Regions from separate parts of the Homo sapiens genome. Here region 2 is linked to region 1. A link is a contact called in ENCODE Hi-C or POLR2A ChIA-PET data. All regions are on one chromosome and are shown on one strand. The core of a region is the stretch at or near the end of the contact, and the rest is flanking DNA. Distances in the headings are between cores, read along the strand shown.

Region 1 (7,880 bases), core at 1,494-3,993:
AAAGTGCTGGAATTACAGGAGTGAGCCACCACGCCCAGCCCGTTTACTTTCTTAATAAACTTGCTTTCACTTTACTCTATAAACTCGCCCCGAATTCTTTCTTCTGCAAGGTCCAAGAATCCTCTCTTGGGATCTGGATTGGGCCCCCTTTCAGGTAACATACTCATGACCCCAAAAGCCCTGAGAACCAGCCCTCTCACCAGCAGACCTCCTCCCCTCAACTGAGCTCTACAACTAGCAGGTTGGTTCCAAATCCACAATTCATTCAGTCAACAAACCTCCAGTGATCAGCTTCACTGTTTGCCAAGCAGTAGGATAGAGAAATGGAAAAGACAGTCCCAGCCCTCCCAGTGGGAGGGAACAAAAAATAAGCAGGTGGCCGGACAGGTGGCTCACGCCTGTAATCCCAGCAGTTTGGGAGGTCGAGGCGGGTGGATCACTTGAGGTCAGGAGTTTGAGACCAGCCTGGCCAACATGGTGAAACCCCGTCTCTACTAAAAATACAAAAATTAACCGGGTGTGGTGACAGGCACCTGTAATCCCAACTACTCGGGAGGCTGAGGCAGGAGAATTGTTTAAACCCAGGGGCAGAGGTTGCAGTGAGCCAAGATGGCGCCACTGCACTCCAGCCTGGGTGACAGAGTGAGACCCTGTCTCAAACAAAAAAAAAAAAAAGAAAAGAAAAGAAAAAGGCGGGTAATTGCAGCACAGCAGGGTAAGTTCCACCAATGGAGGAAGTGATCACAGGGGGCTGTAGCAGCATCAGTGTCTCCTGAGATCTTGTTAGAAATGCAAATGTGCAAGCCCTACTTCAGACCTATTGATTCTGAAACTGGGAGGGGCCCAGCAATCGGTGTTTTAGCAAACCCTCCATGCGATTCTGATGAGGGCTAATGTTTGAGAATCAATAAGCTGTAGGAACACAGAAGAGAAAGTGGAATTTTTTTTTTGAGACAGAGTCTCCCTCTGTTGCCCAGGCTGGAGTGCAGTTGCAGTGATCTCGGCTCACTGCAAGCTCCGCCTCCCAGGTTCACGCCATTCTCCTGCCTCAGCCTCCTGAGTAGCTAGGACTACAGGCACCCACCACCACGCCTGGCTAATTTTTTTGTATTTTTAGTAGAGATGGGGTTTCATTGTGTTAGCCAGGATGGTCTCGATCTCCTGACCTTGTGATCCACCTACCTCGGCCTCCCAAAGTGCTGGGATTATAGGCGTGAGCCACCCTGCCCGGCTGAAAGTGGTAGTTTTTTTTTTTTGAGATGGAATTTTGCTCTTGTTGCCCAGGCTGGAGTGCAATGGCATGATCTCGGCATACTGCAACCTCTGCCTCCCGGGTTCAAGCAGTTCTCCTGACTCAGCCTCCTGAGTAGCTGGGATCACAGGCGCCTGCCACCATGCCCAGCTACTTTTTTGTATTTTTAGTAGAGATGGGATTTCACCATGTTGGCCAGGCTGGTCTTGAACTCCTGACCTTAGGTGATCCACCAGCCTCGGCCTCCCCAAGCGCTGGGATTACAGGCGCGAGCCACCACGCCCAGCAAGTACTTTTTTTTTAAATTTAATTTTGTTGTTGTTGTTGAGATGGAGTCTCACTCTGTCACCCAGGCTGGAATGCATTGGCGCAATCTCGGCTCACTGCAACCTCCACCTTCTGTGTTCAAGCGATTCTCCTGCCTCGGCCTCCCGAGTAGCTGGGATTACAGGCATGCACCACTGTGCCCAGCTAATTTTTGTATTTTTAGTAAAGATGTGGTTTCACCATGTTGGCCAGACTGGTCTCGAACTCCTGAGCTCAAGTGATCCGCCTGCCTCCGTCTTCCAAAGTACCAAGACTACAGGCATGAGCCACTGCTCCCAGCCAAGAAAACAGTACTTAACCCTGAATGGAGTGATCAGGAAATGCTTCCTGAAGGAAGAAACTCCTGAGGTGAATCTTCCAGAAGGAGCCTGATGAAGAGGTAAAAAGATGCCCCAGGTGAATGAAGCTGTGTATGCAAGAGCACGGAGGGTAAGGAGTTTGCAAAGAACCACAGGGGTGGGTGGTGGGTTGGCAGCCAAGTGGCTAGAGATGGGGAGAGTGGCTGGGAAGAGACATCGGGAATCAGAGATTTCAGTTTCTGAGTGAAGGAAGGCGAGAGAGTGTGGGTGTGCCGTAGACCCCATTGCAGTAAACAGCCTCGCCTAAACCAGGCAGGGCAGATACCCCAGGCCTCCCCTGGGGCCTAGAAGCCTCCCCATCTCACTCTGCAACTCCTCGGGTTAACCAAAGCAGCATGACCTCATGTGTTATGGCTGCAAAGGCGCGGGGGAGGCCATATCCGGTGTTTGTATTGAAATTAATTGGGGGCTCCTTGGATGATGGAGGCTTTGAGGAATGCACAGGCCCCCGCATATGATCCTGTGAACAATGGTGTCACTTCAGACCACCGAGGCCCCCAGCGGCCCGCATCTGCACGTCCACAGCCCTTCTCGATGAAATAATAATCATAGACAGATATGAATATTTACAATACGAAGCAGCAACTTGCGATGGGGAGAACTCAGGCAAGCACCCCAGAGCTATTTTTAGCCTTGGAAACGGAGCCCCATTTTACCAGGGCAGCAGCGTGTCGATCAGGAAAATCAGGAAAATCCCACCGCTCCCCGCCAAGCCCTGATTTATGATGATTCAGAGGGGAGATGCTGCCAGGAATGGGCCGGGGCCAGGAAAATTTCATCTGTCTGGAATCCGACAGGAAAAAAGAGGCCTGGAAATTTCAGAGGAAGCTGGGATCTGCGCCGGTTACAGCGCCTCTGTGTTCGCTCAGCTGGCTCCTGTTAGCCAGTGAAGGGTCCGCTGAGGAAAAGCGTCAGGCCAGGTTTTTCCATCATTCCAGAACCTTGAGCCTGATCCCCAGGCAGCCGCTGCTCCTGCGACCTCCGACCCCAAACAACAGGAGCCTTCACCAGGTTTCCCCCAGCCCCCCAGCCCTAGGCTATATCTTAAATCAACATCTTTGTTTTTTTGTCTTTTCCCTTACCACAAAAAATGATAGCAAAGTGATTCTATCTTTTTAGCTATTTGTTTAACCAGACATTTAGCACACTTAAGAAGCAGGGTTCAATATGAAAACCAATTAATGCAATTTAGTTTTAATTTCCTCCCCTGAAATGGCCCAGCTCTCCCAAGGTGGCCTTCTCACCCTCCTCTCTGGTGCTGGGGCACCAGGAACCCCTAGCCTCCAAACCTGATGCTACAAGCTCTAAAATGAGGCCAGAGATTAGGATTTTGCTCAAAATCTTGCTGGCAGATCCTAAAGGGGCAAACAAGATGGTGATGGAGTTCAGGACATGCTACCCCAAAATACAGCACCTCGGCAAAAGCAGCAGAAGGAGGAAGATCTCTCTGACTTGCTGCTACTATTCTCCCCTGAAGCAGATCATGAAAGAATTTTCTGTCTTTCTTCTAAAGTAGGTCATAAGACCCTCATTCCAGAGGGGTCCTCCCTATATCCAGAGGAAAGGAATGAAGAAGCAGAGAAGAATCTGAAGAAACAGGCCTTGCTAAGCTCCCCCAAGTTGATTACTATTAGATCATACCCCCTTTCTTCCATCATATTTCTTCTTCTTTTTTTTTTTTGAGATGGAGTCTCGCTCTGTCTCCCAGGCTGGAGTGCAGTAGTGTGTTCTCCGCTCACTGCAACCTCTACCTCCTGGGTTCCAGCAATTCTCCTGTCTCAGCCTCCCGAGTAGCTGGGATTACAGGCGTGCGCTACCATGCCCAGCTAATTGTTTGTATTTTTAGTAGAGACGGGGTTTCATCCTGTTGGCCAGGCTGGTGTTGAACTCCTGACCTCAAGTGATCCACCCGCCTCGGCCTCCCAAAGTGCTGGGATTACAGGCGTGAGCCACCACGCCTGGCCTCGTCCATCATGTTTCTACACAACGCTCTACTCCTCATTAAACCTAAGCATAAAATATACACAGTATTCCCTATTTCCCTGGGTCTTCATCTCCCATGTCACGGAAACTTATTATATAAATGTGTATGCTTTTCTCTTGTTAATCTATCTTTTGTTATAGGGATCTCAAGCCATGAACTTTGTGACAGATAAGGAAAAGATATATGCCTAGAAGTGGAAATTAAAAGTTTTTTTTAAATAAAAGTAATAGATATTACTCTTTCCCCCCTACAATGGCATCCTTTCCATCCATTCATTCCTTCATTCATTTACTTAATGCCTATTTTGTGCCAGAGTCTGTACTGGGGGTAGGGGGATGGTTTTCGGGGGGATACAAAATGGACATCGCCTGCCTTCAAGGAGCTCACAGTTTGGTGGGGGACACAGACCTGTAAATAGGTTTAACTATGGTGCAGAGGAACAAATGGGGTAACAGCTAAGCAGAGAGGAGTCAGGAAGCACGGAGAAGACTCTTGGGGCTGGCTCAGAGGCAGACGAGAGGAGAAAACGTATCAAAGGAAAGGGACTGTGTGTATAAAGACAGAAGCAGGAAAGAAAGGGGACACACTTACCCCACAACATGAGGAGTCTGGTGTGACTGCAGCGTAGGATCCACGGGCAGCTGGTCCGACTCAGGGAGGCAATTTGTTCTGTTAAAGAAAAAATTATTCTTTTTTTTTGAGACAGAGTCTCACTCTGTCACCCAGGCTAGAGTCCAGTGGCACCGTGTTGGCTCACTGCAACCTCCGTCTCCTGGGTTCAAGCAATTCTCCTGCCTCAGCCTCCCGAGTAGCTGGGATTACAGGCATCCACCACCACCCCCGGCTAGTTTATATATATATGTATATATAAACTATATATATAAAAACTATATATATAAACCATATATATAAACTATAAACTATATATATAAACCATATATATAAACTATATATATATATATGGTTTTTTTTTTTTTTTGAGACAGAGTCTCACACTCTCACCCAGGCTGGAGTGCAATGGCGCGATCTCGGCTCACTGCAAGCTCCGCCTCCTGGGTTCACGCCATTCTCCTGCCTCAGCCTCCTGAGTAGCTGGGACTACAGGCGCCCGCCACCACACCAGGCTAATTTTTTGTATTTTTAGTAGAGACGGGGTTTCACCATGTTAGCCAGGATGGTCTCGATCTTCTGACCTTGTGATCCTCCTGCCTCAGCCTCCCAAAGTGCTGGGCTTACAGGCACGAACCACCACGCCCGCCTTTAGTTTTTATATTTTTAGTAGAGATGGGTTTTCACCATGTTGGGCAGGCTGGTCTCAAACTCCTGACCTCAGCTGATCCACCCGCCTCAGCCTCCCAAAGTGCTGGGATTGCAAGCATGAACCACCGTGCCCGGCTGAGAAAAAATTATTCTTAACACTTATTAAAGACAGTAAGGAAGATCTTATTTAAGGGGGGCGGGGCTGCTACACTGGGGTTTGGCAATAGGGAAAAGCGATCAAAGACAACAAGGACAAGTGGAGATTTATAGCCAAGGAACAGGGTGGGGTCAGTGGATGGAAAATCACTAAGGAGAAGCATTCAGGCCAGGGGATTCCTGCTGAAGGCAGGCCAGGGTGATGCGATATCAAGGGTGGAGGATGAGGAATTTCATCAGATAGGAAGGATAGGGGATTTTTGCTAAATGGGCCTGGCAGGATTCATGCTACAACTGGACTAAATTGCCCAAGGACACAGCCCAAGGTCAAGATGCTGTCAAAAAGAGGACCCAGAGGACCCTGACTCAGGTTTGATCAAGGAGAAAGTCTGTCAGGTCAGGGCATTGGTGAAACTGCCTTTGCATTGGGACTCCGTGCCGAGGGCACTGGAGAGTTGAGCAGGGAAACACCAAGGGGATATGTGCACTTTGTCCAGGTGACCCTGGTGGCACTGTGAAGGCTGGTGTGGAAAGGGGTGGGGCTGGAGGCAGGAGGACAGTCAGAAGAGAGCAGGGCTGACAAGCAGGGCAGTGGGGATGCAGAGGAGGGCAGGCTTTAGAAGACATTTAGAAGCCAGGCCGGTGCTTGTAATTGCAGCACTTTGGGAGGCCAAGGAAAGCAGATCACTTGAGTTCAGGAGTTTGAGGCCAGCCTGGGCAACATGGTGAAACCCCTTCTCTACAAAAAGTACAAAAATTAGCCAGGTGTGGTGGTGCACACCTGTAATCCTAACTACTTGGTGGGGCTGAGATGAGAGGATCACTTGAGCCTGGGAGATTGAGGGTGCAGTAAGCCATGTTTGCACCACTGCACCCCAGCCTGGGCAACAGTGTGAGAAACCCAATTCTGTCACGTTTGGTGGCTGGCTGATGACAGCTGTTCAACAAAGAAACACCAGTGGATGAAGGGAGACCTAATTTCCTAAAGAAGCCAAACCAAAACCTCATGCAACAATTCCTGAGGGACAGGAAGTATCTGCCCACAGCTGTTTTGTCCAGGCTGCTTGGGGCTGCAGTCAGCCAGGGAACCAAGGGAACTGAACCCCAGGGCCCAGTCTTTACTGGCAGCTGCCCATCTTAGAACCCACGGTACAATGGGGGAAGGCCCTAAGAGACAATTAAGGCATTTGCCTCCAACACAACTTAAGGGAGTGCCCCAAAACTCAGAAATCAAGATAGATAACTGATATGGTTTGGCTCTGTGTCCCCACCCAAATCTCATCTTGAATTGTAACTCCCACCATTCCCACGTGTCATGGGAGGAACCCAGTGGGAGGTGATTGAATTATGGGGGTAGATCTTCCTGCACTGTTCGTGTGATACTGAATGAGTCTCATGAGATCTGATGGTTTAAAAAAAAAAAAAGCAGAAGTTTGCCTGCACAAGCTCTCTCTTTTTGCCTGCTGTCATCTGTGTAAGATGTGACTTGCTCCTCCTTGCATTCTTCCATGATTGCGAGGCTTCCCCAGCCACGTGGAACTGTGAATTCTCTATTAAACCTCTTTCTTTTGTAATTTGCCCAGTCACAGGTATGTCTTTATCAGCAGCGTGAAAAGTGACAAATACAATAATACTTTTTTGTTGTTTTTGAGATGGAATCTCACTCTGTTCCCCAGGCTGGAGTGCAGTGGCATGATCTCGGCTCACTGCAACCTCTGCCTCCCAGGCTCAAGCGATTCTCCCACCTCAGCCTCCCTAGTAGCTGGAACTACAGGCATGCATCACCACCATGCCTGGCTAATTTTTGTATTTTTAGTAGAGACGGGATTTTACCATGTTGGCCAGGCTGGTCTCCAACTCCTGACCTCAGGTGATCCACCTGCCTCAGCCTCCCAAAGTGCTGGGATTACAGGTATGAGCCACTGTGCCCGGTCCAAGATAGATAATACTTTAACGCAATTTTTAAAAATCAAAATTGGCCAGGTGCATTGGCTCACGCCTGTAATCCCAGCACTTTGGGAGGCCAAGGCGGGTGGATCATGAGGTCAGGAGATCAAGACCATCCTGGCTAACACGGTGAAACCCTGTCTCTACTAAAAGTACAAAAAATTAGCCGGGCATGGTGGCGGGTGCCTGTAGTCCCAGCTACTAGGGAGGTTGAGGTAGGAGAATGGCGTGAACCCAGGAGGCGGAGCTTGCAATGAGCCAAGATCGCGCCACTGCACTCCAGCCTGGGCAACAGTGCGAGACTCCATCTCAAAATAAAAAAAAATCAAAATTAATGTAAAAATTGATGATGAACAAAATATTAAGATTTCAAATAAACACAAGATCCAACCCTTCCCTCAATATCGTGTCTCATTCACCTCACCCTAATCTCAGTCTTGGTTCCAATAAAACCTTGTTTTAAAAAACAGGCAGCCAGCTCACAGACTGTAGTTTACTGACAACAAAAATATTGCATTAGGCCAGGCACAGTGGCTCACATCTGTAATCCCAGCACTTTGGGAGGTTGAGTCAGGAAAAGTTTTTTTTTGAGATG
Region 2 (7,880 bases), core at 2,448-4,947, 54 kb before region 1:
ACTTTACGAAGGCCTGCCAAATGTGGCAGCTACATATGAAATAATTTGCCCTGGATGGTGTGGAAGCTCATGGTGGAAACCGCAATCACATGCACACCGTTTGCATTTCTCTGGGCATTTGACTGTTCCCTCACAGCCCTGCTCCAGCAGAGGGTGAGGGCTATGCAGGGGCTGGGGTGGGGCAACTCCTTCCTAATCACAGAGGCAGCCCACTGAGGGCCAGCATCCTCCCTCCGCAGTTCTGGAAGAGGCATCTGCGGCCCCCAAGAGAGAAGCAGCGCAGGAGTGATGTGGATTGCCATGTGACACATCTAGTTGTTGTGCCTGGAATTGTGGAACTCTGAAGGCTGCAGCAATAGTGGCCTAGGCCAGGTGCAGTGGCTCATGCCTGTAATCTCAGCACTTTGGGAGGCCGAGGCAGGTGGATCACCTGAGGTCAGGAGTTCGAGACGAGCCTGGCCAACGTGGAGAAACCCCATCTCTACTAAAAATACAAAAATTAGCCTAGTGTGGCGGCAGGCACCCATAATCCCAGCTACTCCAGAGGCTGAGGCAGGAGAATCGCTTGAACCCAGGAGGCAGAGGTTGCGGTGAGCCGAGATCCCGCCATTGCAGTGACCAATCTCCAGCCTGGGTGACCAAAGTGAGACTCAGCCTCAAAAAAAAAAAAAAAAAAAAAAAAGCTGAAAGGCCAGACATTTAAAAGATAACCCTTTCACACAGGTCTGGAGATGTGGTGCCTTAAGGAGCATAGTGCTCTAACTCTGCCCGTGAGTCATCTCAGATATAATCTCCAATAGAACTCTTTCTGATGGTTCTTGTGAACAGAGCTTCAGTGACATGCCAGGCACTGTGCTAGGTGTTAACGCCCGCTATCCAGCTCCTGTTACTTCTCAGCCTGATAAGCACAGCGGGTGTAGCTATTCCTGCTTTGCAAATGAGGAAATTGAAGCTCCAAGAACCTAAAGGACTTGCCCAAGATCCAAAAGCTCTTCCTCGGTGCCTCACTCACCTATGAGTGCTAAGGCCCAGGTTCACCAACAGGTCCTCCGACACGTCTGCATATATAACTTCCCTCCACACAGCTCAAGGCAGGGAGAGAGAAACGGCCCAGCAGAGCCCTGATCATTGAGCTGTGGGAAGGCTGGGGAGGGCTTTGGAACAGAGCACACAGCAAGACCTCAGATCTGACTGAAGGGAGGAACTAGGAGCTGAGACAAGAATACGTGAAGTTGGAAGAGCCTCAGACTTCATCAAGGCTAAGGGTTCTCAATGGAAGAGAGAGTAGGGAGTGTAGGGCATCAAGGCTTATGTTCCAGGAAGGAATTCTGACACCAGCTCCCTGGCAGAAACAGAATCCGGTCCAATCCCATACTTCTACACATGGGGAAACTGAGGCCCACAGAGGAGAGGAAGCCTCCCTAACAAAGTTGTACTATCCTGGGAACAGACCATCTTGGGAAGCATGAGTTAGTTTCTTTTTCTTTTCTTTTTTTTTTTTTTTTTGAGACAGAGTCTTTCTCTGTTGCCCAGGCTGGAGTGCAGTGGTACTCGTGGCTCACTGCAAGCTCCGCCTCCCAGGTTCATGCCATTCTCCTGCCTCAGCCTTCCCAGTAGCTGGGACTACAGGCGCCCGCCACCACGCCTGGCTAATTTTTTGTATTTTTAGTAGAGACGGGGTTTCACCATGTTAGCCAGGATGGTCTCGATCTCCTGACCTTATGATCCGCCCGCCTCGGCCTCCCAAAGTGCTGGGATTACAGGCCTGAGCCACCTGCGCCCCACCCAGCATGAGTTACTTTCATGTGGCAGGGTGCACAGGAACTGTGCCCATGAGCAGGGTGACCGAACAGCTCCCAGAAACGGCATGCAAGTGCTCATAGTGTTTCCATCTTGCTGAATATATTGCAATTTGTAATACTGTTGCAGAACAAAGAGAGCGTAACTTCCACTTCAACTTTCATAGCTTGCTTCCCATACTTCTGGTCCCTTCATCATTTCCAACAGTGGTGAACGTTGATCCCACTCTGGGAAGTTGACAAGGGACAACCGCCCTCCCAGAGCCAATATCCATCCCACCCACCATTAGTAGGTATTGCCCCCAGGTTCACACAGGGAGTTAGCTGAGACCGTCAGTTCCCAACCCAGACTTCTTCTTCCTGTTTCCTCTGCTGGAAATCGGCACTGGAACCCCAGAGGCTAAATCAGGGCAATAAGAGACAGGAGAGGAGAGGTGGCCAGGGATGGGGCATAGCTTGGCTGGCAGTAGTCAGCTGCCCTATTTGCAGAACTGGGGTGGGGGAAGTTATTTGGGGGACATCATGGGGCACCTGTGCACACCTAAGCAGGTCTTGGAGGAGGGTAGATGTGGGTAGCAAACAGGGTGGTGACCCCAGGACCTCTGGAAGGGGTGACAAGCCCAGCTGCCATGGTCCAGCTCCAGGCCCCAACCTGAGCCAGCCAGCCAGGAGATATGGAGAGCCTTGGCTCTAATCAGATGGATCTGGGTTCAAATCTCCCTTCTGTCACCTAAAAGCTGTCAGGCACACTGGGCAATTTCCTGGGCCTGTCTGAGGCTGGCTCTTCTGTATAACAGGATTATTTAGCAAATACTTAGCAAGTACTTTTTCCTCTTCTCTCTAGGAGAATTATGTGCAGAACTGGTTGGGGGCGCGGTAGGGGTCAGTTGTGCCAGGTACAGAAGCAACTATGGCTAGATGCTAGGGTGAGAAAAAGTGTTTCCCTGGGGAGACAGCTATTAATCAAATTATCACACAAACCCATGTTAAGAGTGCTAAAGGGGGTAAGAACAGTATCCACTCATAGGCCGCTGTGTGGTGAGGTTAAAGCCGCAGATGCCTCTGGGCACACACAGAAACCTTCAAGAAGTGCATCTGTTTCTATCCCAGCCCTTCAATGGCATCTCGTGGAGCTGATAAATTGGAGAATATATTTGTCCAGCACTTTTAGATTTTTCTTTTTTTTGAGACGGAGTTTTGCTCTCGTTGCCCAGGCTGGAGAGCAATGGCGCAATCTCGGCTCACCGCAACCTCCGCCTCCCAGGTTCAAACGATTCTCCTGCCTCAGCCTCCCGAGTAGCTGGGATTACAGGCATGAGCCACCACGCCCAGCTAATTTTTTGTTGTTGTTTGTATTTTTAGTAGAGACGGTGTTTCTCCATGTTGGTCAGGCTGGTCGCGAACTCCCGATCTCAGGTGATCCGCCCGCCTCAGCTTCCCAAAGTGCTGGGATTACAGGCGTGAGCCACCTTGCCTGGCCACTTTTAGATTTTAATAGCATGTTGCACACACATATTAACTCGTTCGGTCTTCCAATAACCCTAGGAGGTAGGTGAAATTTCCTCAATTTCTTGATGAGGAGACTGACGCCCAGAGAGGCTAAGTGACTTCCTCAAAGTCTCCAGCATGGAGATTCAGGATTCAAGCCTCTGCGGTCCTCTGGGCTATCCACTCCCCGCAACCGTGGAAAGGAAGGGCTGGGAAACACTAAGCCTCGGGACGGGAGAAGATTGGGAAACCAGTCCCCGACCGCGCCCGTCGTCTAAGCCCGGGTTTCCTGCCTCTCTCCGGGCCCGTGGGCCGGGCTGTGCTCCGGGAAGCCCGTCATCCGCTCGTGACCGACCCTCCCCGGCCCGCTGCCAGGAGGGGGCGCGGCGCTGGCGGCGGCCAAGGCCGGAGGGCTCCTCGGGGACCCCGGCCCGGGGCTGCGCGTCCTTCCCTGCTGCCCACGCTCCCGCTTCCGGAGGGGTCTGGACCTGCCTTCTCCGGCCTGGAGCCAGAGGCCGCCGGGCAGGCAGCCCGCGCCAGGAACTCGGCCCCCTGCCCTGCTCCCCGGGCGCGCCCCGCGGGCGGCCAACCCGGATCGGACGCGGACCCCCGGGCCAGGGTGCCACGACACCCCTGACCCGGGCACCGGGACTATCGGGCCCCTCCCCCGCCTTCTCGAGTTCCCGGAACGGTGGCACCCACTCCCCTTCCATCCCCCGGCGGAGGCCACGGACGCGCAGCGCGAGGTGGGCCAGGCGCCCAAATCACTTTACCGTGCGCCTCCTGCTAGAGAGTCGCCCAGCCCAAGGCAGTGGGGCGCGGAGGCGGAGGACGGGGAAACTGAAATACAAAGGGATTGAGTGGAAAGCAATAGAGGGGGGTGCTGGGAGGGGAACCAGCTAGGCTCAAAGCTCCAAAGTGGATCGCCGGGTTAATGTGGGGTTCCTGCCTCGCCACCCACTCCCAATGCGGCTGCTTAGCCGACTGCATAGGCGGCTTCTCTGCTTTACACTAGGGGGTCTGAATTCCCCAGCCCAGTCCCCCAGGTAGCTTAGACCCGGCCTCTGAAAACAGAAGATCCCTCCTTCCAACACTCCTCGCCGGCAAGGCAGAGATGGGTCTTTCAGGGAGCAGGACGTTGGGCCGCAGGTTTCGGTAAAGCACCTCACTCGGAGCCACAGCCTCCATGTCTATAAAATGAGGAAAATGGACCGGGCGCAGTGGCTCACGCCTGTAATCCCAGCACTTTGGGAGGCCAAGGCGGGCAGATCACGAGGTCAGGAGATCGAGATCATCCTGGCTATCACAGTGAAACGTCGTCTCTACTAAAAATACAAAAAAATTTGCCGGGCGTGGTGGCGGGCGCCTGTAGTCCCAGCTACTCGGGAGGCGGAGGCAGGAGAATGGTGTGAACCCGGGAGGCGGAGCTTGCAGTGAGCCGAGATCGCACCACTGCACTCTAGCCTTGGCGACAGAGCGAGACTCCATCTCAAAAAAAAAAAAAAAAAAAAAAAGATAATTAATGAAGCAAACGTCTTTTAAATGTTAGAGCCCCGGGCTCCTGCAGCCATTCCCTGGCCACGTGGCATGCATTGCGAGTTAATTGTGTAAGTGTGTGGTCTTCTTCCCACCTCCTCTCCACCCACCACCTCCATTCATTAAAGTGAAGGTAGAGCTGCCTCCCACCCGTCTGCTCAAGAGATAACCATTCAGCCCCTTTTATTTGTTCAGGACTTTACCGTTTGTAAGCCCTTCCTAAATTTTTTTTTCAAGACGTAGTCTTGCTCTGTCGCCCAGGCTGGAGTGCAATGGCGTGATCTCCGCTCACTGTAGCCTCCGCCTCCTGGGTTCAAGCGATTCTCCTGCCTCAGCCTCCCAAGTAGTTGGGATTACAGGGGCGTGCCACCGCGCCCAGCTAATTTTTTGTATTTTTAGTAGAGACGGGGGTTTCGCCATGTTGGCCAGGCTGGTCTCGAGCTCCTGACCTCGTGATCCGCCCGCCTTGGCCTCCCAAAGTGCTGGGATGAGCCACCGCGCCTGGCCCCTACATACTTTTCATTTGAACAGTATGTGTGTGTCAAATCGCCTGAATTTAATTCTTGTCTCCCACACCCCCTGGCTGAATAAACTTGGGCAATTTGCTTAACTTCTCTGTGTTCGTTTTCTGGTCCATAAAGTGATACTAATACTAGAACCACTTGGTTGGGCTATTGAGGAATAAGAGGCTAATATATGTCAGGTACAGCACCTGGCACAGAGTGTGTCCCCTGACCCTGTTGGCAGTTATGACTGAGCCCCGCTGAATCTAACATGCAGCCTGCTTCAGAGGGCTCCAGATGGCTTTCCAGACTTGGCCCTCTGGGGCAGATTCTGATTCCGTAGGTAGGTCTGGGGCAGGCCTGAGATCCTTCAGGTCTGAACAGCTCCCTGGTGCTACTGATGCTGCTGGCACCCAGGCACTCCTTTGAGTGGTGAGGTCTTAGAGCAGCGGACTTGACTGTGCACCAGACGCATCTGGAGGGTTTGTAAAAATAGATTGCTGAGTGCCATCCCCAGAGTTTCTGACTTAGTAGGTCTGGAATGAGGCTAGGATTTGCATTTGTAACAAGCTCTCAGGTAATGCTGATGCTGCTGATCTGGGGACCATAGTTTGAGGCTTTGTTTTAGAGCATCTCACCCCTCAAGCTTATGGCCACCAGTAATGTCATGCTGGGGGGTGGGCTGGGGAGTAGAGGTCATTAAACAGCCAAGAGTAGCTTCTTATGCTTTGGGAATAAAAGAAAGTTTGGGGTGGGGGGAGGGTGGGAGGCAGGTACCTGAGATTGGAAACCAAAAATAAAAAATCTTCCCAATTCTAATATGGGTAAGACACCAGAAGGAATAAAAAGGACAGTGTAGCTTTTTTCTCAGCATCCTGTAAAAATAAGGGAGACTGGTAAAGACTGCCTAGTTGCTCAAGGGCAAAAGAAAGGGAATGGAGTCTCCCTCAGCCCATGTCTTCCTGTTTGGGGTCCTCTCTCCCCAGACAACCAGGAGAACAGAGGGAAGCCGGAGGGCAGCAGCAAAGCCCGCAAGGAGAGGACGGCCTTCACCAAGGAGCAGCTGCGAGAGCTGGAGGCAGAGTTTGCCCATCATAACTACCTGACTCGGCTCCGCAGATATGAGATTGCGGTAAACCTGGACCTCTCTGAGCGCCAGGTGCGCCCCCGGTGGGCCCCTCCTCTTCTTTGCTCTCTCATCTCCCTCCCTTCCCTCCTTTCCCACCACCCCTCCCTGGACCTTCTCCTTTTTCTTCCTCCAGCCAGTCCAGCGGTTTTCAACTGTGGCCACACCTGAGAATAGCCTGGGGAGTTTTGGGTTTTTTTGTTTTTTGTTTTTTGAGACGGAGTCTCGTTCTGTCGCCCAGGCTGGAGTGCAGTGGCGCGATCTTACTGTAACCTCCACCTCCTGGGTTCAAGCAATTCTCCTGCCTTAGCCTCCCAAGTAGCTGGGCTACTGGCGTGCGCCACCACGCCCGGCTAATTTTTGTTTTTTTTTTTAGTAGAGGCGGGGTTTCACCATGTTGGCCAGGATGGTCTCAAACTCCTGACCTCAGGTGATCCGCCCGCCTCGGCCTCCCAAAGTGCTGGGATTACAGGCGTGAGCCACTGCGCCCGGCCCCTGGGGAGATTTTAATAGTGCTGATGTCTGGGCTCCACCCCTAGGGATGATTTTAATTGGCCTAGGATGGGATACAGGCCTCAGAATTTTTCAAAGGCCCCCTAGGTGATTCTCACATGCAGCTAGGTTGGGACCTACGGTCTGGCTATTCCCAAATTTGAGTATATGTTGGAATCCCCCAAGGCACTTGTTCAAAATGTGGATTCTGGAGGTCCGGAGAGAGATTTTACCATAATGAGTGGGCCTGAGAATCTGTATTTCTAGTACATTCTCCAGGTGATCTGGATATGCAGCTGGTTCCTGGGCACACTTTGAGAAAAACTTCCCTGGCCCTTTGTTTTGGACTTTCCCTTCAGCCACCCCACACCCCCACACCCATGCTCTGATACGGAATAATAGTAATAATAACCGTAATATTTGATAGCAGATTTCAGTTGACAGAGCACTCTGCCAGAGGGCTGGATATTGAATCAGAAGACTTAGATTCAAATCCTGCCTCTATCACTTTTCCTAGCCCTGGGACCTCTGGGTCTCCATCTGTAAAATGGGATCATAATCCTGCAGGTAATACTCAAGCTCAGATGAGAAAATGTGCTTACCAGAGCTATCTAAACCAAAAAGTGCTCTATAAATGTGCCTAAGGATAAGGCTGATGACCTCTGCTCCCAGACCCTTGGGGAATGGAGGTAGGGGGCAGGGGGACCTGGCACAGGCAGGGCAGGGCATGTGAAGGGGGTGGGGCCAATGCAGAGTGCTTTTAGAACATGTTCCCCCGTCTGGGGCTTTATCCGAAGCCACAAGACAGACCTCTGGGCAGATTGGTATGTCCTCTCTTCGGTCCTAGTTCCTGGGGCCTTTGAGGGAGTAGGGAGTGGTAAGTGATGGTTTCAAGCTGGGGTCCCTGGAGTTACACCCTGGCTAGCCTAAGCATTG

The links. Hi-C counts contacts between places; a loop is a spot of excess contacts on that map. ChIA-PET counts read pairs that join two places held with the same protein, here RNA polymerase II (POLR2A). Pooled maps may share reads with other maps.
Region 2: a map of heart left ventricle shows a loop between it and region 1 (4-fold over the local background). The contact joins two enhancer-like sites. A Hi-C loop is called at or near these places in 23 of 168 maps with a recorded cell type or tissue (CD14-positive monocyte, HepG2, Right ventricle myocardium inferior and 6 more) and 16 of 50 pooled maps. POLR2A ChIA-PET finds 5 or more read pairs at or near these places in 12 of 52 experiments (A549, BJ, Caco-2 and 9 more).

Annotation. Positions count from the first base shown.
Region 1 is chr17:43,586,799-43,594,678 of GRCh38, reverse strand. No RefSeq gene overlaps it. Among named protein-coding and RNA genes, the nearest start is that of ETV4, 44 kb to the right of the region's middle. RefSeq lists an enhancer at 1,997-2,496. Within about 2 kb of position 2,743, at least 21 of the 41 ENCODE cell types and tissues checked have a DNase peak (open chromatin) inside an H3K27ac peak, as active enhancers do; they include gastrocnemius medialis, heart left ventricle, heart right ventricle and 1 more, where a contact is called at or near this core.
Region 2 is chr17:43,642,093-43,649,972 of GRCh38, reverse strand. MEOX1 (mesenchyme homeobox 1) reads left to right here. Exons shown (of 3, transcript NM_004527.4): 2 at 6,313-6,485. Among named protein-coding and RNA genes, the nearest start is that of MEOX1, 16 kb to the left of the region's middle. Within about 2 kb of position 3,697, at least 24 of the 41 ENCODE cell types and tissues checked have a DNase peak (open chromatin) inside an H3K27ac peak, as active enhancers do; they include gastrocnemius medialis, heart left ventricle, heart right ventricle and 1 more, where a contact is called at or near this core.